Regions from separate parts of the Homo sapiens genome. Here region 2 is linked to region 1. A link is a loop called in an ENCODE intact Hi-C map of the cell type or tissue named here. Cell type or tissue: ascending aorta. All regions are shown on one strand. Each heading gives the region's core, and the rest is flanking DNA. Links, peaks and the distances in the headings are about the cores only. Region 1 overlaps SHROOM3 (shroom family member 3). Region 2 overlaps SCARB2 (scavenger receptor class B member 2).

Region 1 (15,892 bases), core at 4,449-6,948:
ACCAGAGGGAGAGCTGGAACTTCAGGAATGAAGGAAGAGCAGCGGGAATGGGCAGCTGAGAACCAGTGATCTCCTGAGAAAAGCTGACTCAGAGGAACAATAGATTCCTTTTGCCTTTTGAAATATTCCTCTAAGTTTCTGAAGCCAAAGCCTGTTGGACTTCAGAATAGGGAATTATGTGATTGGTTTAAGTAGAATTTTGCTTAATAATAAGGCAGGCTTTAGCCAAAAAATTGACAGCTCTGATTATTTACACTGTCTTTAGTTTTACGTATATCAAAAGTTCAGACAATGGAAGTTTCATATTTTAACTGATACTTACATTTACTTGGAATATTATTCATCATCTAGGATATATAAATAGAAATATCAAAGTGAAACTAAAGTGTTATTTTTAATTTATAAAATAGTTATTAGTAAACCAAGACTCTAGTTCCTAGCCTAGATATATATCTTAGGTTATTAATAACTTTAAATATTAAATAACAAATTATTACTTTGCAAAAGTTGGTCAAAGGCTACATTCTACCTCAAAACAATATTGGAGAATGGATATTGACCAAGTATCATTTTTCTAAACCATCATTAGAAAAGCTTGTTGTATTTCAGGAAGAAAACTGCATTTTGCTGAATATATTAAAGATGTTTTCAACAACATCACTTATTTAAAACTTTGTGTTTCCAAATCAGATATGTAAATGTAAGTGATACCAATGAAAATTCAATTACACATTTATAAACTTGTAGTTCATTACAACAAACTAAAATCTCAAAGGGTTCTCCATTGTCATATGATAAAATCCGAACTTCAGCATTTCACACAAAGCCCTACATGACCTTATGACCTACTGGCTCTTGTGAACCCTTCCAGCCTCATCTCCCACTGTTTGTGGCCTTCCTTTGTTATTTTCTAAATTTGGTAATTTTTTTTTCTTTTTTGAGACAGGGTCTCACTCTGTCACTCAGGCTGGATTGGAGTGGCACGATCTTGGTTCACTGCAGCCTCTGCCTGTCGGGCTCAAGCGATCCTCCCACCTCAGCCTCCCAAGTAGCTCAGACCACAGGTGTGTGCCACCATGCTCAGCTAATTTTTTAGTTTTTTAATTTTTTTTTTTTTGAGATGGAGTCTCGCTCTGTCGCCCAGTCTGGAGTGCAGTGGCACGATCTCAGCTCACTGCAACCTCTGCCTCCTGGGTTCAAGCAATTTTCCTGCCTCAGCCTTCCGAGTAGCTGGGATTACAGTTGTGCGCCAACACACCTGGCTAATTTTTTATATTTTTGGTAGAGATAGGGTTTCACTATATTGCTCAGGCTGGTCTCGAACTCCTGGGCTCCAGCAATCCTCCTGCCTTGGCCTCCCAAAGTGCTGGGATTACAGGTGTGAGCCACTGTGCCTGGCTTAAGCTTGGTGATTTTTTATTTAATCATGAGCCTTTGTTACATTCCAAAATATCAAACTACTTGAAGCACCCTTCTTTATCATACACATTCCATGCTTTTTCTTATCTTTTGGTTTCTCCTTATGCTTTTCCTTTTGTCTCGAATGCTCCTGACTCCTACCGATACATTCTTCAATGCTGATCTCAGGTTTTATCTTCCTGGAGGAGGTAAAATCTGACTCTACTCTCTTGAGTCAGGAACTGCTCCTTTGGGCTCCCCCAGTAGAGTCCATGTGTCTATCAGAAGACCAATAATGTAGTGCTAAAATAATCCACCTCTCTTGCCAGTCTAAAGTTCCAGGAAAGCAGACACAGTGTCTTATTCATGTTTGTATGCCCAAGGCAGAGCACAGTGTCTGAAACAGAGAAGGTGTGTTCTCACTAAGCATTTATGAGCCTAACATTTTACACTCACAAAGTGATGCAAACCCTCAGGCCACTTACAGCCTTAGAAGAAAGGATTGAGGGAAGAAGGAACCGAAGGAAATTCTAACTGGATGTGGAGGCCTCATTAACTAAATGGCCTTTTCTCATCTTTCTTTATCCCTGAAGAGCCAGATAAGCCCACAGGGCAAGTGGGTATCATCCCCCTGGTGCTGTGGGCAACATTTTCCACAGTGAAGAGAGAAAACAAATGTGAGCTGTTTTTCCTCGTAAGAGTCTGATTTAGGAAAGTGCCTAGCCTTGTTGGCAATAAGGCACCTTCTCACTGAACATCTTAACATGAAAGATACCAGATGCCATCAACATTTGCATACTTACATGACATTGCCTTAAACACTTCTCTGTTAAGATATTATATGCTCTTACACCCTGCAGCTCAAAAAGCACATTCATATATGTCAGTTAATTTGACCCCACAACTATTATGTGAGAGATCATTACCACTTCCATTTTATTAAGAAAAAAGGGTCAAGAAAGGACAAACTAGTTGCTTAACTTCCAGATTTTTTTTTCTTCTGAATTCTAATACCATGATCTCCCATCCAAGTACTAACCAGGCCTGACCCTGGTCAGCTTCTGAGATCAAATGTGTTGAGGATAGCAAGGCCATAGACTCGAATCCTATAACCTTTCCACAGTGGGCTTCTGGATATTTTTCTTCAGTTAAACGGTAAACTCCAACTTGGGAGTTTTGCACTTTATAACTTCATGAAACAAATGTTTATTGAGCACGTGCTAGGTGCCAGGCCCTGGTTATGTGGCTGTGACATTTCCTCTCCCTAAGATCTCTTCCACCCTGAGTGGGGTTTTGTCTTCCTAAGCCCGTGACTCCCCCAAAAGGCACTCCAAATGACTCGAAACTCCTCAGTCCTCAAGTCACGGACACTGCTGTTCTCATATTTTTGGTTTAAAATGGGTTTTAACTGGTTTTAATCTCAAACTCTAGCTCTGGTTAGTTATACCCAGAGAACCTCCAGTTTAGCTCAGTTCCCAGGGCAGCAAGGTTTAAAGGCAGCTGACCTGGGAGCAATTTTTAGCAGGCTTTGGGGTCAGAAAGACATAAGGTTAAATCTGACTTTAGCATCTATTAACTGTGTGACCCCAGCCCTTAAATTCTCTAATTCTGATTAGCATAAAATGTGGTAGTACAAGTGTCAGAGGAGTTTTGTGCAAGTAAGATAGTACAGCATTGTGTTGAAAAGAAAATCAAATACATAGCCCACACTTGGAATGAAATACATACTACCTAATGTTGTTTCCCGTGAGGATGGATGAATTCTCTATTTCTTCATATTCTCAGTCTAAAAATACTTTTTGCCACATAATGCTTCGAGTGAGAGGGTGATAATTGAAAGTGATGGGAAAACAGTTAATTGGGTACACATGGACATAAATATGGGACCAGCAGACACTGGGGAATAAAAGAGGGTTGGAAGGAAAGGGGACAAAGGTTAAAAAACTACCTATTGGGTACTATGCTCGCTACCTGGTTGATGCATACAATCATACAGCAAGCCTCAGGATCATGCAATATACCTTTGTAACAAACCTGCCTATGCCCCGATTCTAAAATAAAACTTAGAAAAAAAAACACTTAAAAATTAAGATAGGGAGGAAAAGCAATGAGTATTTGCCACACTGCAACTGTAAAGCAGGTATGCCCAAAGGCAGAAAACAAAATAACAAAAAAATTGTGTAAAACGTTCAGTTAAAGATGCCATGGCAACGTGATACATGTAAGGGTGTATACATAGCTCTCTCTTTGGGATAAATATAGACAGACCAAAAGCCAAGTGGTCTTATTTGCAATCAGGGGACCCGTTAAATGAAGTGCTCAGCAGTGCTGGGGTAGGTATATATATCAGGGGTATACAATGACAAGTATGTAAATAGGAAAACTTTGGGCTAGCAGGGAGCTTGCTACTACAATGGTTGCATCAGCATGTTAGCCATGACCCAGAGGTGCTGCAAAGATCCCTCCTGTCCAGTTACCCTCTGCTCCTAGGGTCTATATCCTGTGGTTTCATTCCAACAGACAAGACAGCTTGGGACACATTGTAGATCAAATGAAATAAAATCACCCTAGAAAGTTTCTCCTGGAATCAGGATCACTGAAAACCACTTACCTTCCAGGCTCAGCAAGAAGCAAGCAAGCTTTCCTTTGCAGCACACATGCCTGAGCTGCATAGAGAGCTGCAAGCACAGCAGAAGGCAGCCCCTCTGGTGCTATAGAGAAAGTGGAAGGCGAGAACTTTCTCCCCTGCAGACACAGCCCAGTTTAGATCTCCATGGCATGTGGGAAGACAGCAGCAGCATCACGGTCATTTTTTAAGTGTCTTAACATTTGAAATCTCTGTAGGAGTATCAAATGCTAACAACTAGATTCCAGCACTGCACTTTCAAGCTATTCGCTGAAGTCCCTCAAAAAGGGCTGGGGAAGATATAAAGGTTAATATTACTTTTTCTCAGAAGTGTCATTTAACAATTGGCCTCCTTCCCTAAAAAAAGTTTCTAGATTTTAAAATTTTCCTTTTGACTATGAAACAAGAAAATTACACACACCGTTGGCACTGGCCAACCAGCAGCTGAGAACAGTGTCGGGGTCCTGGTGCTGGATTAGGAGGCTAGGGACTTGGGTTCAAGTCCTGGCTATGAGACTTCTAATAATCCCTCTAAGCTTCACTTCTGTTATTTGTAAAAACGAAAAGTACAGTAGCTTACCTGCCCTGCCTACTCACAGAAAAGCTAAGAGGAAATTAGTTAAAGTGCCATGTAAATCCAAAGTCTAATGATTTTGGTGCAATCTGGTGATGTGACAGGTCCTTTCCCCACCTGCCTCAAGAGGCCCAGTCACCACGCTGATTACATGGACCTTGTCAATTTTTCTGAGGAAAGCTGAACAAGGGCATCCCATTCTTTATTTACCTTCTTTTCATTGACATCTGCCTGTTCCTCTTCCTCATTCACTTCTGCTGGCATCTCTTTGATTTTGTTCAGTAGCTCAGCCTTGGGAGCAGACACACTGTAGTAGGCAGGGCAGTTAACCAACATGCTCACTGCTTCCTTGTCTTCATTCCTGGGCCAAAAAGAGCACAAAGTATAGCCACACAGATCACGCCAGAGGCTTTGTTTCACTGCAGATGTCAGTCCATTCAGAAGTGCGTAACAATTCTATTTAATTTCTTTCCCAGAAATTAGGATAAACTAGTAACTGTTAACTAATGAGTGATTACTATGTACAGGGCTGTTGAAGCCAGGCAAACTTGGGATGGAAAACCACCAAAAGCAGCATTAGGGATGACAGTGGGAGTCAAGGCTATGGCCTCGCCAGCTGACTCTGGAGAAGACATTTAACCTCTCTGCTTTTGTGATTCATATAAGAACGACACTGACTCCTTATTTCAGAGAAAGGCAGTGTGGAACCATGACTCAATCAATGTGAAAGTATTTTCAAGGTGCTGCACAAACCTCAGGTTTTAGGTCAATTATTTCCTATACTCCTTTGGTTACATGTAATCTTTCTAGTGCCTACTATGCACTGTTGCTTGAACACACAAAATTTTTCCTTCTCAAGTGTGCCTGCTATCCCATATAATCCTGGGAAATCTGCAGTTTGCTGGTCCGCAGTGAACTAATACAAGATATAAAATCTACTCATTGATAATATAATAGGGATGTTTTAAGGCTGAAGAAAAAACTCAGAATTGAGAAACCTGCTATCTAGTAGTTCTCTGTTTTACCACATTTGAGTTGCCTTTCAGCCTATAATTCATATCCTACCCACTGAATAAATGACTCTATGGAAGTACGATTCTCTTGGAGAGGAACTTTATTTAATCTTGTGATATTATTTAACATCTAGCCCATCATTTTACTATGAAATTAGGAACCACACACACAAAAAATCATCTTTACTAGTTTCCTGCTTGATAACTGTCCCAGTAAGCAACAATGACCACATTTAATCCAGTTAATTGAAAGACAGGGAAAAGATTTTCTGATACATTTTTGTTTGTTTTTGTTTTCAGATATGTCCACCGCATTACAAATGGGATTCTCTGGCATCTGACCAACCCTCACAATGGCTACTGGCCATCTCATGCCCAACAGGACAATGCTTATTTCCACCAGGAGATGGCGCATGCCTTTTTTTTTTTTTTTTTAAATCCCCAGGAAGGTCTCAGTGCTGCAAAAGCTCCATGACCATTCTGCTTCTAAACTGACGGAGCAAACATATATTTCCAGTGGTAATGCTAGGAAATACTTTGCTAAGGATGTTACTTTGGTCCTTCAGCCAGTGGTCAGAGAACAGAATGACCATACTGCAACCACCCATGGTGAACTGACTGGCACACCTACAAAAATCTTATCTTTGGGGTCCCCATAGTACCCAGTGGATTGCCTTGCACATTGTAGGTGCTCAGTATGTGTTTGCTAAAGACATGACCCTGGATAAATCACTTCACCTCAATTAGTCTGTTTCCCAAATCTGAAAATAAAAGCAGTGAAATGGACAAGGTGACAGTTAAGGCCTTGAATCAGAAGAGCCTCTGACAATGTGACAAATAGCTTGTAAGTATCACATAGCTCTTTCCTTTCTCTCTCCCCCATAAAATGAAACGTGGTGTTCCTGTTAGTAATTTAGTTAGGATCAGTTGGAAATTTTTAAAATGCAATCCCAAATTTGGATAAAATGTTCTGTTTTTATTTAGTCTGGAAGCCACTAACTGCTGAGTCCCAGACTGTCAATCCACAAAGATTTCACTGAAAATTTAAGAGAAAATGAAAGCTACTCAGTCTTTCTCATAGTAGTCTTTTAAGGAAATAAAACATGCAAGAAAATACTGCAGTAACCCAGGAGAAATGAAAAGCACAGACTGCACACTGGGACACGTGTTACATGGCTGGCTCAAGGAGCTTCAGAAGCAGAGGCTCACGGACTGGGCCAAACCAGACAGTGCGCTCCTACTCAGACCTTTCCTGATTTTCAGGATTTGCGCCAACACCCACCTTAATGCCTCAGAGGTAAGGGTCAGTGTAGTACACGAATCTATTTCTCTAGGCTCTCCTCCTTACAAAGCCCTTCCCCTCTCAGTCTTGGCAAGACGTTGGCCACGCTCACCACTTCCACTTGCTCCTTTCCCAGCACCGAGCTCTGAGGGCCTCTCTGCCAGAGCAGCTCTGATACAGAACCGGCAAGTACACCTTTGCTGAGCTGGGGGCACTGTGTAATTGCTGGAGACAGGCACAGTCATGGGGCTGTGATCAAATCCAGGTGCCATCACTCACATGTTCAATGACCTTGGTGAGCATGGTCTTAATTCCTCTGTACTTCAGTTTCCTCATTTGTAAATGGAGGTAAAATTGGTAGCCACCTCAGAAAGTTCTTGTGAAAATTAAATAATGTTGATATAAATAAATTAATACAATGTTTGACACACAACGTTAACAATGGGTACTAATGGCAATTATTATAATTATTACTATTACTTTCTTTGTTGTTGCATATCTGTCCCACATCCTCACTGCCAGAGCCATTCCTCCAAGACTGAGATAAAATGTCACTCTTGGTTCAGGAGCTGTGGCAGTAGGAGAACATCAGGCAACTAGTCCTAGACTTATCATCATCCCCATGGAAGGAGTGTGATTGTAAGTCTCTCTGAGGACATCACCAGGGACTTACCTCTTGCCTTCACATCCTGAAGAGCTGACAGTTCTCTGTATGGCCTTCCTCTTTACACTGTTTTCCTTCAGCAAGTTCACATCTCGGGGAAACAAACCTTCCATCAGGTCCATTGTTGTCTTCAGCCTGGAGTCTGGATCCAAAATGTCTGCTAGAGATTTGTCTTGGTGGACAATTTCCTTGGCCAAAGCCTCTGTTCTGATGTCTTCTGAACTCTTCTGAGGATCAGGACTGACTTTCTTTTCTAAACCCTGAGTTCCACTGACTGGATCATGGCTGAGGCTTTGAGTCTGGATGGGTGCTGGCTGCCCACCAAGAGACCCAGCAAGTTGGGCGTGAACGCTCATGAAGGAGGGTGGTGTGGACTCAGCCTCTGAACCCTTGATAGAAGTTTGGAGTCTGGAAGCCAGTGTCTGACTACCTACCACATGGGCTGCACCAGGCATGTGCCTTTCCCTTGCAATTGTCACTTTAGAAAGTTTGTTGAAGCTGCCAGGGATATTTAAAAAAAAAAAAAAAAGAGAGAGAGAGAAAGAGAGAGTGATAAGAGAAGGGTGATGATAAGAGGGTGGAGAAAGACTGAGGGAGAAGCTTTCCACATCAGGGCTGTAGCTTTCCACATCTTCCACATGTTACTGACAGAGCTAATGTTAAAGAATATGGCTTCTGATTATAAGTGGGTCTCCTGATACTGAACCCCGAAACTAAAAACATTTACCTACCTAGTCACAGGTCATGCTAGACACACAAACATACATAGATATATACATAGGAGTAGGGTGAGATAGTCACATTTGAGATCAACCCCTTCTTTAGAAAACAACAGCACTCTAAAGGGGCTCCTGAGCCCAGCAGCTGGTCAGGAGGTTGTCATCTCCTGAGGAAGATGGACTAGGAATTCAGTTCTGGTGAATGTTGCTGTTAGATTCCAGAGATTTCTGAAAGGTCTAGGTTAACAGGGGTAGTGGTAGTAAGTCACTCTTGTGGTGTTTAAAGAAAGCCACTCAAAAGGTGCTGTCAGGCAATGTGTTTTTTTGGTGTTTTGAGAGATTACTTGTTCTAGGGACTATGTGTTGGGGAATGCTTCTTTCTCATTCTCCTAGCTTCCAAGAGGTTTTCCCTAAACATTACTGACCTTGAGCCCTACTCTTTATTCCTCCCTATGGACATGGAGTGATTTTGGAAAGAGAAGCTGAGCATTCACATCCCAGTCTCTCTTCTCTTTTGAGACTGAGGCTGCCTCAAGGCTGTATATATTAATATCTATGTGTATTTGTGTGTCTAACATGACCTTTGATGAGGTAGGTAAAGCTGTTTAACTTGGGGGTTCAGTATCAAGAGACCCACTTACAATCTGAAGCCATATTCTTTAATGTTAGCTCTGTCAGTAATAAAAGTGATGTTTTTGTCTTCTATATGCCCTCCTCTTTTGTCTTATTTCCTAACTGATTCAGAACTCATCCAGGGAGGAGGGATTTACTTGGACCGCCTAAGCCTATCCTGTCCCCAGAAGTGAAATGTGCCCCTTGGGTCCCAGCTTTCATTTCTGCCACCCTGACTCCTCAGTACCCAATGACACTGGTCCAACTACCTCCTGAGGCAAACAGATCAACAGTGTCCTGAGCTGAGCTGTATAGAAACATCTCCATGCCAGGGTTCTTCTGTGGCCAGCAGAAGGACCTGGGCCACCTGGGGCATGACACTCTCCTGTTAGTGGGGGAAAGCTGCCCAGTCTGCTCACTCACCTGGGGCGTGGCCCCTCGGGATCCTCACTGTCCAGCTGCGCCTCACATACAGTGTGGGGAGGAGGTGGAGGGAAGTCATCCATGCTATACACCGGGGTTTCCTGACTCGGTGGAGGAGGTGGGGGTGGGGGAAGAGGTTCAAATGTGGGGCTGGACGTGGCCTTGGGGTGCGGATCCCTCACAAACACTTCGTCTTCATAATCCTCATGAGGTGGCGGGGAGTCCCGCAGGACAGACTCAGATATTCGGAGGGAGATCCTCCCTGGAGTGCTCGGGGCCCCAAGAGGTGTGTCTGGGTCAGAAGTGCTGCATAAACTTGGAAGACTCTGCTGTTTTTGATAGTGCTTCAGGTTTGCAAAATCAGGGGCTGAGGATTCCTCAGGAAGGCTGTCCTCTCTGGCTGCGTGGGCCCACTTTGCTCGAGAAGGAGGTGGCCACTGAGGCAGCGAGACCCTCTTCCTCGTTCCCTCTTCTACCCCATGCTCTGGGCCATCGCCCTCACAGCCTCTTGGACCGGGAGGCTGGGTCAGGGTGTGACCATTGCTTCTGTGCATCATGGCAGGGGTGTAGGGCGGGAGAGGCTGTCGCCCTGTCTGACCGTCCTGTGAGCAGTAGCCAGAGGGAATGGCTGAAGGCAGAGGGGTGCCAATTGGGGTCAGGGGTGCAGCCCTGGTGTCTGTGACCAGCCCTTGCGTTCCTGCCAGTGGTGGCCTGGGGCAGGGTGTCCTACTGGCTTGCCTCTGATGGTCCAGGGTTCCAGGACATTCACTAGGAACGGAGGAATCACCAATGGCTTTGCAGCCTGAACCACCCCAACGAGGGGTGAGATGGTGGAAGAGCGGCAGCATCTCTTCTTGGCCTCTTTCTGAACAACTGAGTGACCTGGAACGGCACACAGACAGGAGGGTTACAGCTCTGAAGAAAGGGGCAAACATGCAGCCCAATGCTCCTTACATAGATGAGAAAAGCATTTAAGAGGAAGGAGGACCTCTTTTCCTTCCCCCAGAAACTGCACACTGTCTTCCCTGGCTGCTCACAGGAAGACCCAAGTTAAACCAGTACTAGGCAGGCATAAATTCCTACAGGAAAATGTCACATGGAATGACTGGGTTCACAAGGCATTTTCTTTTATTAACCCTCTCACCGCCCCCACATCCTGTACACACCATGCAACATAAGGCAGCTTTTGAGGACAGGCTTCAGGCTATAAAAACAAACAGTACATTTCTTCAGCCCCTTTTAGGACTACTTCAGGAAATAGCTCCCAGCTCTGGGGAAAAATAATGCTGCCTTCTTCTCTCCCAGTGCGATCCCCACGGGGGAGGTCTGTTTTGAAAGCATTTGCATGGGCTGCTGAATTTGAAGGTTTTATTTACAACTTTTGCTTACTCTCCTAGTGTTTTCATTTCATCTGATGAAAAATAAAAAGGAGGGGGAGAGTCTCACCTAAGGAGCTAATAAGCAGTTACCTCTGGAGAAAGAGGCTGGCAATAATAAGCAAATATAGTACATGGTGATTTAAACAACTGTACGCTAGACTCCGAGGAAAAACCCAACAATTCGCAAAACTTTTGTTATTGTGTTCTAAAGGAGAAAAATCCACAAAACAAAACAGAAAAAAGAGTCTGTGGCACTACCTGCTATGCAAGAGTTAATGTGAGGATAAAAAGCTCTCCAGCAAACCCACCGTGATTTGTACATTCCCTGTCTGCAGTTCCCTGACTGGCTATGTGAGTGGATCTGGAGTGCAGATGGCACATTTCATCTCACAGATCTGACTCCTCTGAGGGAGTGGTGACTCAGTCCCACATCAGAGCAATAACACAGGGCTTGCCACAAGATCATCCAAGTGCCAGGCAAACAGAATGCAGCATGTGGTGGAAGAAGATGGCAAAGAACCAAATTAGCTCTTCTCATGCCTTTATTTTTCCTTTATTATACATAGATGCAGATGATGGAATAAAGGGCCCACCTCTCTCTCTGATGCAACCCCTCCCTTCCCATGACCAGTCCCTTTCATTCAGACATGGTTTCTTTACCAGGAACCTCTCCATAGAGAAGTGTAGCCACTCTGCACTTCCTGGTGGCTTCCCGCTGGGGATGCTCTTCACTTCTGTCTCATCCATCCTGGCATCCCCAGTACCTGCCACCAAGTACCCCCTCAGCAAATGTCTGTTGAACAGTGACGTCTCCTTTGCCCAGCTGCTCTCCAGACTGTAGCATACAAACTGTTTTTAAACCCAGCATCCTTTAACAGGATGTGGAGTCAGTTGAAATCTGATGTTTTAACGACTAATTCAGATGCCTTTATTTTATTTATTATATCTTGAGGCTTTTCTAAAGGGGAAGACATCACTAAAACATACAATAATATAGCACTTATCCTTTAAAGATCCAGCCCAATAGACTTTTATATGATGTTTTTAGTTTGTGTGACCTTAGTTTACACAAACTATACTAAAGTGGCATTTTCTTTTTGAAGATAATATCAGTGGTAAATGCTTAGCTTGGTTGAGAATGCTTCTCCGTGGTGATTATTTTGTGTTTTTAGGAATGAAGTTTGGGATAAAAAAAGACTTTGTTCAAGTCCCTTTTATAATAGAGTGTGAGAGGGTCACCCAGAGTCTGCTGATATGTATCCAGGAATCCTACTATTCAAGAATGGATTTTGAGAGCAATTAGTCTCACCTTTGTTTTGTTTTGCTTTAAAAAAAAAAAGAAAAAGCATTTTTAAAAAATTGTGGTTAGAAAAAACAACATAAAATTTCATCTTAACCATTTTTAAGTTCAGTAGTGTTAATATGTTCACACTGTTGTGAAACAGATCTCCAGAACTTTCACAACTTGCAAACCTAAAACTATGTACCCACTAAATAATAACTCCCCATTTCCCCCTCCTACTAACCCCTGGAAATCACTATTTTGTGTTTTGTGTGAATTTGACTACTTTAAGTACTTCATACAAGTGAAATTATACAGTATGTCTTTTTGTGACTGGCTTATATTTCACTTCACGTAATGTCATGTTGAAGCATGTGGCAGAATTTCCTTTTTAAGGCTGAGTAATATTCCATTGTATGGCTATACCACATTTTGTTTATCCAATCATCTGTCATGAGTAGACATTTGGGTTGTTTCCACCTCTTGGCTATTGTGAATAGTAAATACAGCTGCTATGAACATGGGTGTGAACATGGGTCTTGGAGACCCTGCTTTCAATTTTTTTGGACACATACTCTGAAGTGGCATTGCCAGATCATATGGTAGTTCTATTTTTAATGTTCTGAGATCTCCATGCTGTTTTTCATACGGCTGCACCATTTTACATTCCCACTAACAGTGTGCAAGGTTTCTAATTTCCCCATATCCTCACCAACACTGGTTGTTTTTCGTTTTTTTAATTGCAGCCATTCTAATGTGTGTGAGGTAAACATCTCATTGTGGTTTTGAGTTCTCTGATGATTAGTGGTGTTGAGCATCTTTTCAATGCTTGTTGGCCATGTGTCTGCCATCTTTGGATAAATGTCTAAGTCTTTTGCCCATTTTTATATAGACAAGTAAATTTTTATGTTTGAAATTAACAAGTGAATGTCTGAATTTAGTTGGATTGGTATCCTCTAGTGTTTTTCTTTAAAATGGAGATAAAAAGAGTGGAGAATGTTTGAAAACAGGAAAGAAGTATATAATAATGACAACTATTGTCTCTTTGTGACCCATGAAGGCATCAAACTCTCATAAAACTTGAACAGTGCAAAATCTCTACTTTTCTATAAATTAGAACATTTTATGTTTTTTAAAAAGCACTAATGTAAAGTCTGAATTTCATGTATTCAGGGAGAATTATGTCAGCATGGAGGAAAACTGACTGATCCTAATAGGCATTCATGGAGAACAGAGGGCACATTCCTCCAAATTCCACCTTCCAAATTATTTTGACATTTCAATATTGTCCAGTTGATGTGACTCTTGTCTTCGTACTATGATTAACAGAGTGACTATGATAAAAGACCATGCAAGCCTTTAGAAAAAAAAGAGTGTTATACTTTTTTGTGTCTTCTTGGTTGTGATGGTCAGAAAAATATACTGCAAGCAGAATTTTTAGTACTCAAAATTCATAGCACAGGATCTGTGATCAAGTCCCTCCCATGTTTTCCTGTCGGCTGCACTTTCCATGCCTATGCTTTTCCCCAGGACAGCTGAGAATTACATGTCCTGAAATTATCAATATCCTTTTCAGCAAGCACTAGGCATGCAGCTGCACCTATGCTAATGTCAATTGCTGAAGAACAGGACAAGCATTTCAGTTATTCAGTGGTATGCGATGCTTGTCATATTTATTCTTTTGGCATTTTTACAGCTCAGAAAGTTTTTTTTTTTTTTTAAACACAGAACTAATTTTGTTGAGGAAGATTTCCCCCTCCCCACAAAATTGCCACCTGTGTTTCTCAGATTGTCGATATTGCCACTGAGCCAACCAACAGCCCCCCTCACCTGTCACCTTCAATTATTTTTTTCCTTTCCAAGTTTTATTTTAGGTTCAAGGAGTACATGTACAGGTTTGTTACATGGGTAAATTGCATGACGCTGGGGTTTGATGTAAAGATAATTTTGTCACCCAGGTAAGCATAGTACCTGATAGGTAGTTTTTTCAATCCTCACCTTCCTCCCACCCTCCACCCTCAAATAGGCACCAGTGTCTATTGTTCCCTTCTTTGTGTCCATGTGTACTTAATGCTTAGCTTCCACTTGTAAGTGAGAACGTGCAGTATTTGTTTTTTTGTTTCTGTGTTCATTTGCTTAGGATAATGGCCTTCAGCTCCATCCATGTTGCTGCAAAGGACATGATCTTGTTCTTTTTTTTACCTTTGCCCATTTTTAAATAGGGTTATTTGATTGTTTGTTGTTTCGTCCCGTCTTTGATTTCAGACCAATTTTCTTTAGCAGTACTCTAGTTTATTGTTAGTTTTCCCTTGTCTCTAGCATTTAATTAATGCACCCAAACTCACCAAAGTCCTCAACCTCACCTTGAATACTTTCTTCCTTGTCAACACAGCTATAGGAGCAAGAGCATATAAATGTAGAAGGCTGATCTTGGCTAGAAAGCAGGTAATTAATACCTACTTCCTGACCATGTTGGCTGCTTCTACTTGACAGAATTAGGTTGTGTTATTAAGAAGGTGAATGTAGAAACAATGATTGAATGAAATGTAAGAAAAATTAAGGAAATGGCTTAAAAACGTAGAAAGGAGTAGGTAGGGTGTAGGTGTATTATCATTAGTAATAATAGATTATAGTAGATAACTCTGTAATGCTGCATTAAAACTACATACAGAGTACATGGTTCAGAGAATACCCTTTCTGAAAATTTCTACTTATTAAGTCCCATGTGAACAGTTCAAAATTTTAAATTCTAAAAAAGTGCTCATTTTACTTTTCTACCCAGGATATATGATTTTGATGGCATTTTAAAAAAACGACTTTCCTCTGTTTTCCATCCCCACATGTATAAAGTTATGATTTTGAGCTTTATTTTTCACCTCCGATGCTTACAGTTTGCCTTCCTCTGTGAAGCTGTTCATGAAATGCCCGTTCTTCCCTAGCACTGTGGTCACCAGATGTGATGCTCTGCACACAGAGCTGGATGAGATCAGCCACACAGGAGGCCCCATTTGTGAAAGCCATGGGGCACGCTCAAGAATAGCACCTCCATTAATTATTCTGTTGTCAAACTGGTTAGCCAAATCAACCTTGTCCTCAGTAGCACATGTTCAAAACCTATTTTGAACAAGTGTCATTCTTAAAGAAAATCATTTCTAAATGGAAAATAAAAAGTTCTCCATGCTAAATGACGAGTTAATGGGTGCAGCACACCAACATGGCACATGTATACATATGTAACAAACCTGCACGTTGTGCACATGTACCCTAAAACTTAAAGTATAATAATAAAACTAAAAAAAAAAGTTATCCATGGCCTAGACAAATCAAAAAAGCATGTGACACTATATGACATCACATTTCAATTTCTTGTAGAAAGGAACAAGAGTAGTTTAACACCAGCAGCATTCATATGCAGAGAGCATCATAAGTACATGTACATACCTAGATCCAGGACCAGCCAAATAACATGGATCCTTCACAAGACCAAAGCCACTGTCTTGCCCCAAAAGCACATCCTTGAAACACAAGAAAGGCACAGCATTACTGCCAATAAACGGGTGTTTAAATTTACCAAGAGGGTGGAGGTAAAAAGGAGAAGGAACACCTATTTACTGGCAACCTACTATTGTCAGGCCACGTGGTGGCACTCTTACATAATCCCATGGCATCGATGCAGGAGATAAGCCGAAGATTTAAAAAAAAAAAAAAAAAAAAAAAGCAGAGTCAGAATTTGAACTTCAGTCTGTCTCACCAGGTGCCTCCTCTAACAAGGATGTTTCCTAACTAAGAGAAGTCTCCTAACGATTATCTCTGGAGTTCAAAACAACTGCTAAACTTGAAATAGGATAACGAAGACAATGAATTCAATGGGCCAAACTTTTCAAATGGCAATAGGGAAATATGAGAGATGACGGGAAAGG
Region 2 (15,892 bases), core at 8,429-10,928, 560 kb after region 1:
TCTGCATTATCTCTGGATGAATTTAGACTGTGCAGATGGCAACATGGATGCTTAAGTTGTGTTTAATTATGAAGTAGCACTTTACTGACCTTAAAGAACAACCAGTAGTGCTCTCGAATCCCGAAACTTTCCTTAAAGGTATTACTGATTCCCGTGAAAGCCTAATGGATTCCCTGAGTGCTTATTTTTATCACTTGGAAGTGGCTTACATCAGGACAGCTGGTTTCACCACTCTCATGGTGTTGCCTTCCCAAAAGATTGCTGTTAGGCTGACTTGGGTTGTGGCTGTATTAAGTCATGTCAGTGTTCAGCAGTCAAGCTAATCCAGCCTGCATCTGTTCCTTCATCTGCAGGTCAGGTGTCAGCCTGGCCAGCGACTCCATGTTCACTACACACAGCTCAGAGAGGTTGTTCTCAGTTCTGTCTCTGACCAGCCTTCTGTGTACCCAAATGGAAGCTTATGCTGGTTGAAGATTCTTTTACTTTTGTTTTAAAACAGTCTCACTTCATACATGGTAAAAACTGTTATGCTTCTCCAGTAATTCAAGAAATGCAAGTTCAAACAAGAAGATGCTATTTTGCCACTACTGAGGAAGCAAAGATTTCTGAAAACCTTAAACACCAATATTGGGATGGATATGCTGAAATGGTTGCTCATACACTGCTTTCTGGAGCAACTTGTTGATATTTAAAGGCTGATGAGTTCATGAAAACTTTTTGTCTCTAGACCCAATAATCCCAATCTAGGAGTCTATTCTAAGAAATTATTCACTGATTTGGGCCAGGTGTGGTGCCTCATGCCTGTAGTCCCAGCACTTTGGGAGGCCGAGGTAGGTGGATCACTTGAGGCCAGGAGTTAGAGACCAGCCTGGCCCACATGGTTAAACCCCATCTCTACTAAAAATACAAAAAGTAGCTGGGTGTAGTGGTGTGCACCTGTAATCCCAGCTACTCCAGTGGCTGAGGCATGACAGTCAAAAGTTGCAGTGAGCCAAGATTGCACCACTGCATTCCAGCCTGAGTGACAAAAGCAAGACTCTGTCTCAAAAAAAGAAAACAAAATTATTCACTAATTTGGACAAATATATTCAAGAACATTTACTTCAGCATGAAAGCAACACAAATGTCCTATAGTAAAAGAATGATTAAATAAACTGATTTAGTATATTTTTTTAAATATACTAATACAGTGGATTAGTATACAGACATTAAAATAACAGTTTCAAAACCTATTTAATAACAAGGATAATCGTTTATAAAAGATGAGTCAAAAAATGATACAATACATATGATCTCAATTTTGTTTAAAATACACATATATATGACTAGACCAGAGGGAAATAAACCCATATGTTAACAGCGATAGTGTGGATTACAGGGGATTTAAATTTTGTTCCTTTTACTTTCTTCATTGTCCAAATTTTCTGTGACAAATATAATGGAATGGGTAGGGAATGGATGGAGTAGCATTTACCTGATTTAAAGTAACAACAGGCTGGGCACGGTGGCTCACACCTGTAATCTCAACACTTTGGGAGGCTGAGGTGGGCAGATCACCTGAGATCAGGAGTTCAAGATCAGCCTGACTAACATGGTGAAGCCCTTTCTCTACTAAAAATACAAAATTAGCCAGGTGTGGTCATGTGTGCCTGTAATCCCAGCTACTCGAGAGGCTGAGGCAGGAGAATCGCTTGAACCCGGGAGGCGGAGGTTGTGGTGAGCCGAGTCATGCCACTGCACTCCAGCCTGGGCAACAGAATGAGACTCCCTCTCAAAAAATAAATAAGTAACTGAATAAATAAAAAATAAAGTAACAACAATCAGTAGCATCATTTGTGAATAGAAATTGGAGGCAACACATGACTTTTTCTGCACATTTGTAGTAATGTTATCTGCTACTTTAAACATCTCTTCTAATATGAATATAGAAATTTCTGTAGATTGATAATTTATCATAATATCTAGGTATTTTTCCCTTAGATAAATGTGATGTTTTATTGCTTACAAGTCTAGTTTGTTCCTTGTTATATCAAGGAGTTTTTAGAATTCACCAATAAAATGAGAAGGTAGGAGATCTTGTCTACCATTATATCTCCAATACCTAGAACAGTGGCTTAGCACAAAGGAATTGCTAAGTTAATATTTGTGGAAAGAATGAAAGAGTTTCATCAGTTTTAAGGTTGTGAAAATCCTATGCTATACTTGCTATGAAAAAGGATGTTATAAAAAATTCATTAAAACCAAAATTGCTAAAGACAGATCTAACAGACTTAGAACTAATGTTTGTGTGCCTTTGGCATATTAATTATGCATAAAAATAGACCCTGCTAATTCCAAACTAGTCTTAACCATTTATGAAAGGAGGCCAAAATGTCTCCTTGAAAAATAATATTTGCAGCTAAGAAAGTTACTGTCTCTTCTTGATTCTGCAGTACTGAAATTCAGACTTTTTATTTATTCAGATCACCTTTCTTACATATTATTTAGAATATGCGGCATTTTGCCACATTGAAGATTTTACCAAGAAGAACTGGGTAAACAGCAGAAGATGAATGCCTGGCACAGCGTTGTGCTCTACGCTGCGGTATCATCTGTTTCTTCATTAATTATTTATTGTGTCCCTTCTGTGCCAGAAACCATGTTATGTGCTGGGGATCCATGAAAAAGATACAGTTCTTAGTATCAGACCCAATCTGACACTAAAGACTAATGAACACATTTTCCTTATAAAACTTGTGAAGTTTCATGAAAGCAGAGAGAAAACACATAGTTCAGAGGGGCCTTCTGAGAGATGGCACTTCTGAATTGAGCCCTGAAGCCCAAGTAGAAGTGAACCAGGTGATAAGGGCCCTGCAGAGACTTCTGGGTGAAGGGCGGTGAGTGACTCAGGCCAAGGCACTGGCTGAGAACTTGTGTGGTGGGTGCTAGGTAACAGTAGATGGTTGCGTGTTACTGGTGCATAAAGTGCCTACCAGGAAAAGACAGCGACAGGTGACGCAGTTGCATCAGATCACAACAGGTCAAGGACTGTGGACTTTATCCTTTGAGCAGGGGTGGAGTATCTGTTCCCTTAGGCACTTTTGACAGGCTTCTCTGAAGCCTGAGATGGATGAAGCATTTGAAAGGAAAAAGGCTGGAGAGAGGGAGACCAGTTAGGAGCCTACATACAGTATTGTCACAGTCCAAGCCAATGATGAAATGTGCCTTGGGGTAGAAATGGGGAAGAGGAGGAGGTGAAATCAGCAGGACTTAGTGATCAACTAGGGGAGAAAATCATGAGTCCATTTTGGTCATGTTGTCTTGGAGCAGCCTGTGAGATGTTTAGATGGGGGAATTTTATCACAGATCCATGCTACTGGAAGGATCTAAATAATTTCAGGCATAAGCTGTTTGTTAGGCTGAATTACTGAGTCTTGCACATAATTTTTCACTCCCTGTTACATGCATGTTGGTTTTGTGTCCTTAGCTAAATTTCTTCTTACAGACAGGGCCTATGCCTGTTTGCAGGGCATAGTCCGGGCACATAGAAAGCTCTCAGTAGGTACATATTGGGTGATTAACTGAAAAGTATGTTTTTTAGTCCAATTATTAATTTAGCTGTTGACACTGTGAATTCACCATAGAACTTGATAATTTTCCAGTATTTTGTTTTAGTGGTAGTGCCACAGTATTGTGCGTGGAAAAATTCATTATGTTCGTCTTGGTTAAAACTAATAAGCAACAGTTATATTGTGACTCCACAGTGCCACTCTTAATATCCAGAGTCACACTGTAAAACTGATTTAAGGCCTTATGTTGCTTTTTCATTTAGTGTAACTAAGAAGACTCAGCTGATTACAAGGTTTGTCTGGTGGCTGTCATCACCACAGCAGAACCCTCGGTGAGGAAGATCAGTTGTTCCCAAGCCATGGCTTTCTGTTCAGACTGGCAAAGGGCGCCTTTGAGGGGGACACTAGCTCGTTGTATCTGGCGGAATGAATAACTTCCTGTGCCAGACAGTCCGCGGTCTTGAGGCTGAGGTTATTATTTGTTAGTTTCTCAGGCCTTCCTTTGCCGAGCAAGCTCCTGGGAGTGCACACTTGAATGCCCTGAGGATCAGAAATAGAAGGGGCAGAAATTAAAAGTTTAAGTCAAAACAGAGCCCTCTCTGGGCCATCTTGTGGCAGGAGGTTGAGGTGCTTTCTTTGGACCCATTAGCATACTGGGGCTGCGCGGCTGCCTGGAAACTCTAGAGTTGAACTCTCCCTTTTTCGGTTCCTCACCTGTGGGCTCCTTACTAGGAGCTGACAGTGACCTCACGCAGCTGCCCTAGTTTCCTTTCCTCCAGATGGCACGGGTAACACTCGAGGAAACCCTGAGAGTTCAGAGTCCAACTTATGGCTTCTCCATAGTTTCACTGTCCCTCTGGGCTAGAGTTGCCAAATAAAATAAAATACAGGACAACCAGTTAAATTTGAATTTCAGATAACAAATAACATTTTAGTATGAGTCTGTCTCGTGTGATATTTCGGTTCAGTCCGATGTATCAGTTGTTAATGTCCTGCCATATTTATCTCTCTGATGCACTTTTTCTTGAATTATTTGAAGTAAGTTGTAGATATCACACACTTTGTTCCTAAATCCTTCAGCATGCATCTCCTATGAATAAAAACATTTTTGATGTAGCCCATGCAATATTTGGGACATAATTATATTATAAAATTATTTGTTGTTTATCTGAAATACAAATTTAACTGGGTATCCCAGGTTTTATTTGCTAAATCTGGCAACTCTACCCTCAGGGTGCCATGGGGTGGCAGCTGCTGGATGGGTGAGTAAATCTGCACTCCTGGACTTGGTCAGATTTGATTTCATTTACTGGCTTTGTGACTTGGGACAGCCAGTGCCACCATTTCTTTGTCTGCAAAATGGGGATTTTTATTTTGTAGTGTCAGTGTAAAACTCAGAGATAAGGTACATTATAAAGCCCCTAGCATAGCACCTGACTTTAGCAGACTCACAGTAGATTGCAGCTGGCGTGGCAGTAATGGTAACTGAATAGTAACTGCCATTCTCTGAGCTGAAAGTGAGAAAATAAAAATAAAGACACACTGTTTTAGAAATGTTAGCAGCTGTATTTACAACTTCCCTCTGTTCTCTCATTCCCCATCTCTCTTCCTACTTAGTGCATTCGCATGAGCACACACACACACACACACACACACACACACACTCACTCACTCTCCAGCACGTGATCTACTCTGGGATTGACAGAGGGTTTCCTGACAAACATCCAACTTGTAAGGTGGAGGAAAAGAGACATATGAAAGCAGCAGGAAAAGCCACCACTCTTGAGGGCAAGATTTGAAGGGAGTAAAAGGGGCTATGAGGATTTGTCTGAGTGCTGGTGACTCAACTAAGAAGTGGCCAGGCAGAGAAGGGCTGTGGGGGTGGAGGGAGACAGAGGAGAAGCCCCAGCTGTAACATGGTCTGGGTTGGTTATGACTCTGGCATGCTGCCAAGGACAGTTTTTATTGTTCTTGTTTTTCATTTGCTTTGTTTCATTAAGAAGTCAAATGTACTAAATGTTTATTTCTATCCTGAAAGTTGGAGGAACAAGTTCAAGTCACACTGTTTACGCATGTCAGAACAGCCAGGTTTACCCTTCTTTCTGGTAACCCCTTCTTTCTGGAAACCCTTCCACTTGTCTTTGGATTTATGGTTGCCTAAAAGCTGGATGCCAGCCCAGCAAGATAAACCAGGGAGGTTAGCCATCTGTTCATTTATGTTTGCTGATTCTTTCAGGGTTCCTAATTCTGAGGTGATTTTCTTCACATGAACAAATAAATGAGATCTCAAGTCCTTTCTCACTGGAAACTTCACACACTATGATGCTTGTCAGGAAAAATTAGGCAGGAATACAGAGTGCTCACTCAACTGTCCTGACAGTAATAGGAAGAGAAGTGCGGTGGAGTCGAGAGTGGGGGCGGCTGCTCCTGGGCCTTTGCAGCAGAGCAGACCGCAGCTGAGGCAGCATCAGGCTCGCCTTTGTTTTGCTAGAACAGAGGAAAGCCAAGATGAAGTGAGTTCTCTTTGTGTCCATTCCTTCTCCTTGCCTTAGGGTCTATCCATAACATGCTACAGAATCTGAGTTTCTTAGATTTTCACTTAAAAAAAAAGATAAGGGAACATTTTTTTTTCTGCTTACAGAAGTAATTTATTTCTGGTGTAAAAATCCAAACAAAAGCAACAGTGAGTGGAAGACTCCTCCTAATCCGGACCTGAATTATAACTGATACAAATTCTCGACACTCAAAGTTCACATTTTGGTTTGTTTATTTGCAGTCTGTGCTTTTATATTATTTTTGTATTTCAGCCGTTTTTACAGTAAAAATACAAGGCTTTTCTCCATTAACAGATAGAGGACTGTTGGGAATACCAGGTGTTAGGTTTCTGTTAACCTCAGGCGCTGTATTTATCAGGCCTCTACTGCCACGGTGAGTAACAAGTAACTCCCCAGTCTCGTTGCTTATAACAATAATATGTGGGTGTGCAGCCAGCTCAGCTGGCTCAGTGGAACGAGGCTGGACTCCAGGCTTCTGGTCCGCTTTAGGACTAGTCTACACATCTCCGTTTTAGAACCTAGGCTGAAGGATCAGCAGCTACCTGTGGCCTGCTCTTCTCTTTTCCAAGGGTGGCAACTTCAAGGTGGCAGATAGAAACTTGCCATGCATCTTAAGGCCTTAGCTCCAAATTGATACATTGCCATTCCACCCACATCCTGTTGGTCAAATCTAGTCACTTGGCCTAGCCTGAAGTCAGTGAGGCAGGGAGAATACTTCACCCTTAGGGGAGTCATGGTGTATTAATTTGCTAGGGCTTCCCGAATGAATACAACAGACTGGGTGGCTTAAGCAACAGAAATTTGTCTCATAGTTCTGGATGCTAGAAGTCTGAGATCAAGGTATTGGCAGAGTTGGTTTCTTCTGAGGCCTGTCTTCTTGGCTTGTAGAGGGCTGTCAGTTCTGCGTGTTTTCACGTGGCCTTCCCTCTGTGCTTGTCTGTGTCCCAGTTTCCTCCTCCAGTTAGGACACCGGTCCTATTAGCAGGGCCTACCCTCATGACCTCATTTAACCTTCATCAGCTCTTTAAAGACCCCGACTCCAAATACAGGCACATTGTGAGGTATTGGGGGTTAGGACTTCAGCTTAGGAATTTAGAGTATGGGGGGCATTATTCATCCTGTAACACAGAACAGGGGTGGAAAGTGCAGGAGGGATTGTGTGCAGAGTGCAGTCTCCATTGTCAGCTAACCTCAGTGAGGCTAGGCCTCCTGGTTTTTGAAACGGGGATAGGCAGTTCCATTTTAGGGTTTTTGGGGATCCAATAAGAAAATACATTTAAAGCCCCTGGTGGTGGAGGCGGTAGGGATGGATGTGGTTTGACTTGAAAAAGGACCAAAACTGGCCTTCTTGGGCCCTTCCCCTTGTTATTCTCTCATCTGGGCAAACTGGGAGTGTATGGTGCTTTTCAGAATTGCTTAACTTCTACAGAAGATACACCATCCATGGAATCTTCAAAAATAACAAAGCCAGCAGGCCCTTTAGGCACTCAATCTGTGCCCTAGGTTTTGGAAACACTATGCTTCATGCTTCTGCCCAAGTGCTGTCTTTAGTACCCTTCCTTTACAATTATTAATTAATTAACTAGTTAATTTATTTTGAGACAGAGTCTTGCTCTGTAACCCAGGCTGGAGTGCAGTGGCACGATCTTGGCTCACTGCAACCTCCACCTCCCAGGTTCAAGCAAGTCTACTGCCTCAGCCTCCCGACTAGCCAGGATTACAGGCACGCACCACCACACCTGGCTGATTTTTGTATTTTTAGTAGAGACGGGGTTTCACCATGTTGACCAAGCACGAACTCTTGACCTCAAGTGATCTGCCCGCCTTGGCCTCCCAGAGTGTTGGGCCACTGGGCCCGGCCCCTTTACAAATATTTATCGAAGGCCTTCTCTGACTTATTAGAACTGTGGGCTCTATTGGTGTAAGATATGGCCCTGTTCTCAGGAGACTGCAGTTGAATGCCTGTGAAATGATTAAAATAGTGATCTAGGAGGTCAGAATAGGGGGCGTCCCTTCCTCTGCTTCTTGGGTTTAAAGCCAACTATTGCCTTACATTTTTGTAAATCTCCTTTTGGTTTTTTCCTAGAAAATTGTGTTAAGGAATGGTACTGAGGCATTTGACTCCTGGGAGAAGCCCCCTCTGCCTGTGTATACTCAGTTCTATTTCTTCAATGTCACCAATCCAGAGGAGATCCTCAGAGGGGAGACCCCTCGGGTGGAAGAAGTGGGGCCATACACCTACAGGTAAGTCTTGACCACCTCCTGTCTTGAAAGAAATACAGAGTGACCCCAATATGGCCTGAGTCCTTGCCTCTTCCCAGGAGCAAGGCTCCAGGGCTGTGTGGGAGCACACTTTCTGATTTCATTGTCTGAAACGCTGCTGATGTTTTGTATGTGTGTGTGAAACCTCAGCAGAGAATGGCTTTGTAGACTGGGCCAAGTCTCAGCGTGTTGTGTTTTGAAGTGCAGCGGTTTCCTCCTGAGTTGGCAGACTGTGATTATTAAACCATGAAGGGTTACTCCTTACCCTGACCCTTTTAAGGTTGCCCCTTGATATTCTTATTTTATTTTATTTTATTTTTTTAAGAGACAAGGTCTGGCTTTGTTGCCCAGGCTGGAGTGCAGTAGAGCAGTCATAGCTCACTGCCACCTCCAACTCCTGGGCTCAAGTGATCCTCCTGCCTCAACCTCCCTAGTAGCTGGGATTGCAAGTGTTCACCACCACACCCAGATAATTTTTTTTGTAGAGATGAGGTCTTGCTATATTGCCCAGGCTGGTCTTGAACTCCTGGGCTCAGGTGATTCTCCCGCCTCAGCCTCCCACAGTGTTGGGATTACAGGCGTGAGCACCACCATGCCTGGCTACTGCTTGATATTCTTAAGTGACTTTTAGGGCCTCCCTCCATTTCCATTCCCCACATAACTAGTTTTAAAGCAGTTCCAGAATTTACTTTTGTCTGAGACAGATCTTTCTGTTTCTTACCCGCTCCTTTTCTCCACCTATCCTGCGTATAAGCAATAAGCAAGTAGCAGAGGCTGTTAGAGTCTTTGCTGGTGACCACCAATTCCAAACACTGGGGAATCAGGATCCCTTTAATCATTTTTAAACGATTAGTAGAGGGAGACGCTTGAATCAGAGCATTTTCTCTGTTGCAATGTTCCCCTTTTCCCTATTACAATACCTCCTCCCTCTCCCATACAATAATCTTTCCAATAAAGTCTCTCCTTACCAGGTTAGAAAACAAATTAATAGAGGAAGCAGACAACAAGATCTTTCTTTTTCAAAACTGCTGAATGATAAAAATGCCTGACAATTCTGTTGTAATCGATTGCTCAATAAATTATTGCTGACTGATTCATGTGCTATGAATCAGTACTATTCTCAGTGGTGGGAATTCAGAGATAAAAATCCTAGTTCCTGCCTTGGGTGCTCATGCTCTGACTCTGGAGTCAGATGACCCATTTTGATTCCCGCCTCTGCAACTTACTAGTTCTCTGTGCTTCCATTTCCTTATCTATAAAATGGGGATAAAAATAGGACCTCCTCCACATGGTTTTTACAAAGATTGAGTCAATGAGTCATGTATAAAGTGCTTAGACTAGTGCCTAGCACATAATTAGTGATACTTAAGTGTTTGCTCTTACTATTAGTTGGATTAGGCTATTTTTGCATTGCTATGAAGAAATACCTGAGACTGGGTAATTTATAAAGAAAAGAGGTTTAATTGGCTCATGGTTCTGCAGGCTGTACACACATGGCACACTGGCTCTGCTCGGCTTCTGGGGAAGCCTCAAGGAGCTTTTACTCATGGCAGAAGGCAAAGCAGGAGCAGGCACGTTACATGGTGAAAGCAGGAGCAAGGGGTGAGGAGGTGCCACACTTTTACAACAACAAGATCTCGTGAGAAGTCACCCACTGTTGTGAGGACAGCACCAAACCTTGAGGGATCCTCCCCTATGACCCAAACAGCTCCCACCTGGCCCTACCTCCAACACTGAAGATTACAGTTCAACATGAGATTTGGAGGGGACATCCAAACTATATCATTCCACCCCTGGCCTCCAAATTTCATGTCCTTCTCACATGTTAAAATATAATCATCCCTTCTCAATAGTCCCCCAAAGTCTTAACTCATTCCAGCATTAACTCAAAAGTCCTAAGTCCCAGGTCTCATCTAGAAATGAATTCCTTCTACCTATAAGCCTGTAAAATCAAACAAGTTATTTCCTTTCAAGATACAATGGGTGTATCAGCATTGGGCAAACATTCCCATTTGAGAAGGGAGAAATTGGCCATAAGAAAGGGGCTACAGGCCCCAAGCAAGTCTGAAACCCAACAGGGCAGTTATTAAATCATAAAGCTCCAAAATCATCTTCTTTGACTCCGTGTCTCACATCCAGAGCACACTGGTGCAAGGGGTGGGCTCCCAAGGCCTTAGGCAGCTCCGCCTCAGTAGCTTTTTTATGCTGAGATTGCAAGCTGATGGTGGCTCTACCATTCTGGTGTCTCAAGGACGGTGGCCTTCTTCCCACAGCTCCACTAGGCAGTGCCTCAGTGGGGACTCTTTGTGGAGCCTTCAGCTCCGCATTTCCCCTCCTCACTGCCCTAGTAGAGTTTCTCTTGAGGGCTCTGCCCTTGGAGCAGGCTTCTGCTGGGGCACTTAGGCTTTCTCATACATCATCTGAAATCTAGGTGGAGGATGCCAAGCTTCCTTCACTCTTGCACTCTGTGTTCCTGCAGGCTTAACATCACATGGAAGCTGCCAAAGCTTATGGCTTGCACCCTCCAGAGGAGTGGCCTGAACTGTACCTGAGCCCCTTTGAGCCATGTCTGGAGCTGGAGTGGCTGGGATGTGGGAAACAGCACAGGGAAGTAGTGCCCCTGGCCTGGTCCCTGAAACCACTCAGTCCTCTTAGGTCTCAGGGCCTGTGATGGAAGGGGCTGTCTCAGAGATCTCTGAAATGTTTTCAAGGCCTTTTACCCATTGTCTTGACTCTCAGCACTTGGCTTCTTTTTAGTTATGCAAATCGTTTTAGCAATGGTTGCTCTACAGCCTGCTTGAATTTATCTCCCCACAAAAATATTTTGTTTTGTTTTGTTTTTGAGACAGGGTCTCTGTTGCCAGGCTAGAGTGCGGTGGCATGATCATGGCTCACTGCAGCCTTGACCTCCTGGGCTCAAGGGTTCCCCCTGCCTCAGCCTCCCAAGTATCTAGGACTACAGGCAAGTGCCACCATGCCTGGCTAATTTTTAACTTTTTTTTTTTTTGAGACAGAGTCTCCCTATGTTGCCCAGACTGCGGAAATGCTTTTCTTTCTCTGCCACATGGCCAGGTTGCAAATTTTCCAAACCTCTATGTTCTGCTTCCCTTTTAAAAATAAGGTCCAACTTTAAGTCATTTTTTTACTCCCACATCTGAGTGTAGGCTGTTAGAAGCAGCCAGGCGACATCTTGAATGCTTTGCTGCCTAGAAATCTCTGCCAGATATCCTAAATCATCACTCTCAAGTTCAAACTTCCACAGATCCCTGGGGTGTGAACACAATGCAGCCAAGATCTTTGCTAAGGCATAACACATGTGAACTTTGCTCCAGTCCCAATAAGTTCCTCATTTCCATCTGAGACCTTTTCAGCCTGAACTTCACTGTCCATGTCACTGTCAGCAATTTGGTCACGATCATTTAATCAGTCTTTAAGACATTGCAAACTTTCCCTCATCTTCTTGTCTTCTTCTGAGCCCTCCAAACTCTTCCCTTCTCTGCCCATTACCCAGTTTCAAAGCTGCTTCCACATTTTCCAGCTATCTTTATAGCAATATTTGACTCTCAGTACCAATTTTCTAAATTAGGTTGTTCTTACATTGCTATAAAGAAATAACCTTCCTGGGCATGGTGGCTCATACCTGTAATCCTAGCACTTTGGGAGGCCAAGGTGGGTGGATCACTTGAGGTCAGGAGTTTGGGACCAGTCTGGCTAACACAGCAAAACCCCACCTCTACTAAACATACAAAGATTAGCCTGGCATGGTGGTGCCCACCTGTATTCCCAGCTAGTCAGGAGGCTAAGGCAGGAGAATTGCTTGAACCTGGGAGGCAGAGGTTGCAGTGAGCCGAGAACATGCCACTATACTCCAGCCTGGGTGACAGAGCAAGGCCCTGTCTCAAAAAAAAAGAAGAAAGAAAGAAAGACAGGGAGGGAGGGAGGGAGGGAGGGGAGAGAGAGAGAAAGAGAGAGAAGAAAGAAAAGAAAGAGGGAGAGACCTGAGACTGGGTAATTTACTTAAAAAAGAGGTTTAATTGGCCTATAGTTCCACAGGTTCTACAGGAAGCATGATGCTGGCATCTGCTTGGCTTCTGGGGAGGCCTCAGGAAACTTATAATCATGGTGGAAGTAAGAGAGGGGGAGCAGGCATGTCACATGGCCAGAGCAGGAGCAAGAGAGGGGAGAGGTGCCACACTTTACAACAGCCAGATCTCGTGAGAACTCACTATCTCGAGGACAGCACTAAGCCATGAGGAATCCTTCCCATGACCCAAACACCTACCAGGCCCCACCTACAACATTGGGGATCATATTTCAACATGAGATTTTGAGGGGACACCAAAACTATATTATTGGTCTTCGTAGATTAATTGTTTTAGTCTGTACAAGTCAATATGTAGAATTATAAAGATGAACCCTGTTGCTATATGAAGAAATCTAAGAAAATACTTGGGTCCTCATTTTAAAAAGCCATTTTGTATGTGTTCTATGCCTGATGAAACACTGTGTACTGGGTAGAGAAAGTTTGTATTTTAAGCTCTCCCACTGGCAATAATTAGAAGTTGAACCAGGATCAGTATCTAAGTGTCCCATTGTTTGTTGTTGTTGTTATTTTTAAATGAAATTCCTTAAGATGTGATGGAGACTCTGCAAACTATCCAAAATAGTGTCATTCCAACATGTTAGCAATATTTAGAATTATTAATGAGATACTTTACAATCTTTTTTTATACTGTCTTTGAAATCCTGTGTGCATTTTACACTTATAGAACATTTCATTTCAGACTAGCCACATTTTGAATGTGCAATAGCCACATGTGTCTAGTGGCTACCCTATTAGACAGCATAATTCCAACCATACTCCCATGATTTTTTGTTTGTTTGTTTGTTTGTTTGTTTGTTTTTGAGACAGAGTCTCATTCTGTCTCCCAGGCTGGAGTGCAGTGGCGCGATCTTGGCTCACTGCAACCTTTGTCTCCCAGGTTCAAGTGATTCTTCTGCCTCAGCCTCCCCCGTAGCTGGGATTACAGGCACGGCCACCACGCCTGGCTAATTTTTTGTATTTTTAGTAGAGACAAGGTTTCACCATGTTGACCAGGCTGGTCTCGAACTCCTGGTCTCAAGTGATCCACCCGCCTTGGCCTCCCAAAGTGCTGGGACTACAGGCGTGAGCCACCATGCTTGGCCACTCCCATGATTTATAAGCTCCCCAGACACACTGCCTTGCCAGTATTCATGCTGTTGCTTCAGTCAAGAATGAATTCCTCAGCGCTACCTCTCTTGACCTTCACATCTTACTTAGTGCAAATGCTGTCTCCTCCTGAGACTTGCCTGACTTCGGATACTCTCCCTGTTACATCTTATTTAAAATGTCAAGTAGACTGGGCACGGTGGCTCACACCTATAATCCCAGCATTTTGGGGGGTTGAGGTGGGCAGATCACTTGAGCTTAGGAGTTCGAGACTAGGCTGGGCAACATAGCAAAACTCCGTCTTTAACAAAAATACAAAAAATTAGCCAGGCGTGGTGGCATGTGCCTGTGGCCCCAGCTACGTGGGAGGCTGAGGTGGGAGCATCGCTTGAACCTGGGAGGTGGAGGTTGCAGTGAGCTGAGATTGCACCACTGCACTCCAGCCTGGGTAACAGGGTAAGACCCCCATCTCAAAAAAAAAAAAAAAAGTGTCAAGTATACCACTTTATAGCACTTGTAAAGTGGTATGTTGATGTGGTTTGGTTGTGTCCCCACCAGCCAAATCTCAGCTTGAATTGTAGTTTCCATAATCCCCACATGTCATGGGAGGGACCCAGGGGGGTAATTTAATCACGGGGGCAGCTACCCTCATGCTGTTCTCTTGATACTGAGTTAGTTCTCACGAGATCTGATGGTTTTATAAGGGACTTTTTAAAAAACCCTTTTGGTTGGGTGTGGTGGCTGATGCCTATATTCCCAGTGCTTTGGGAAGTCAAGGTAGGCAGATCACTTGAGGTCAGGAGTTTAAGACCAATGTGGCCAACATAATGAAACCCTGTCTCTACTAAAAATACAAAAAGAAAAAAAAATTAGCTGGGTGTGGTGGCACACACCGGCTAAGGCAGGAGAATCACTTGAACCCCGGAGGCAGAGGTTGCAGTGAGCTGAGATCACGCCACCGAATGCCAGCCTGGGCGACCGAGCAAGACTTTGTCTCAAACAACAACAACAACAACAACAACAGACAAACAAAAACCCTTTTGCTGGGCACTTCTCCTTGCTGCTGCCACGTGAAAAAGGACGTGTTTGTGTCCCCTTCTGCCATGACTGTAAGTTTCCTGAGGCCTCCCCAGCCATGCTGAGCTGTGAGTCAATTAAACCTCTTTCCTTTATAAATGACTCAGTCTCAGGTATGTCCTTATTAGCAGCATGAGAACAGACTAATAAATATGTGCATCCATTATGACAGTGACTAATTGCATTTTAATAATTGGCTTAGGTATCTGTCTTTCTTCCCAATGTACTGGAAGCTCCATGGGGTGCAGTGACCAAGTCCTTTGGTCTCTGACTGTCTACTATTTAATGAATATTTGTGGAATATGTAAATTAAACATCTTCAACTGTGGTTTAAATTCATAGGACACATGGAAAAACTAACACTATAGGACACAATTATTAAAAAGTATTTAAAAGTAATGACAAAAAACGCAGTTACTTTGCACCCACCTAATAGCCGGAACCATAGGACTTAGTTCAGGAAACCCAAATATAGGTTCAAGAAAGGGGAATCAGGCCCTGAAAATGAATGGCTTTGTTAGGAATATGCATATGTGCAGTGCAGGCTGCTAAGAGCTCCTTACAGGGCTGAGTGGGTCGTGAGATCTGGGATTTGTAGAAAAACATGGCTTTTTAGGGAGCTGTCCAAACCTTCTATGGGGCCTGTTAGTCTCTACATGTGCCTTTTGCGGTCATTCACTGGATTTGATTTCTGTCACTTGTGGCTTTATGATGCTATTGTTTAGGCTGGATAAGACAGAACATTCCAGAAGCTTCTGCTCCAGTGTTTTCTCCCAACTGAGTCAGCTGACTCCATCAATTGTATGCCAGGGGGCCTGGGGCAAAGGAAGGGGAGGGCATGTAGCCCCTTTCGCCAGTTAGTACAGATTGGTGTGGTGGTGGGAAACCTCTGAGATGGGGAAGGGCCAAGCAAGACTGTGGAGGGCCTAACTCATCTGACACAGGATTTACAGTGGCACATTTCCCAAACCTTTCACATACTGGGGAGTTCAGAATAGTAATGTTTTTGGAAAAAGATGATGGGCATTCCAAATGTTGATAACAGCCAGTCAGTCTGGTTTAAGGAATGAAGTGTATTATTTACATTTTTGTAAAGCTGCAGATTGAGCAGCCCTGGAATGGGTCTGTGAATACAAGGCTCATTGGCCTCATGATCCTTTTGCTCAGGGACATATTTGTATAAAATTTGTATCAAAGTTGTGGTATCCCATGGCTTCTGCAGCCTTTTTGAGGTTTATTTTTTATCTTGTCAGATACCT

What was found. Peaks named below come from ENCODE experiments on the same cell type or tissue, not always from the same donor. Only the 100,000 strongest peaks of a DNase experiment are listed, where the experiment ranks them.
Region 2: it touches region 1 in a loop (2.9-fold over the local background); 5 of 110 quality-filtered maps call a loop at or near these places.

The regions. Positions count from the first base shown.
Region 1 is chr4:76,748,612-76,764,503 of GRCh38, reverse strand. SHROOM3 (shroom family member 3) reads right to left here. Exons shown (of 11, transcript NM_020859.4): 6 at 15,414-15,487; 7 at 9,312-10,193; 8 at 7,567-8,055; 9 at 4,809-4,959. The region is part of intron 1 of SHROOM3-AS1 (SHROOM3 antisense RNA 1); the gene reads left to right. Among named protein-coding and RNA genes, the nearest start is that of SHROOM3-AS1, 46 kb to the left of the region's middle. RefSeq lists silencers at 5,371-5,440, 10,294-10,588. In ascending aorta, for the core only: a CTCF peak has its summit at 5,991 (motif pointing right); a DNase peak (open chromatin) is centred at 5,958; H3K27ac peaks cover 886 bases.
Region 2 is chr4:76,188,162-76,204,053 of GRCh38, reverse strand. SCARB2 (scavenger receptor class B member 2) reads left to right here. Exons shown (of 12, transcript NM_005506.4): 2 at 8,190-8,347. Among named protein-coding and RNA genes, the nearest start is that of SCARB2, 18 kb to the left of the region's middle. RefSeq lists enhancers at 3,944-4,003, 4,024-4,213 and a silencer at 8,477-8,536. In ascending aorta, for the core only: no CTCF peak of the experiment used is centred there; a DNase peak (open chromatin) is centred at 9,545; H3K27ac peaks cover 1,507 bases.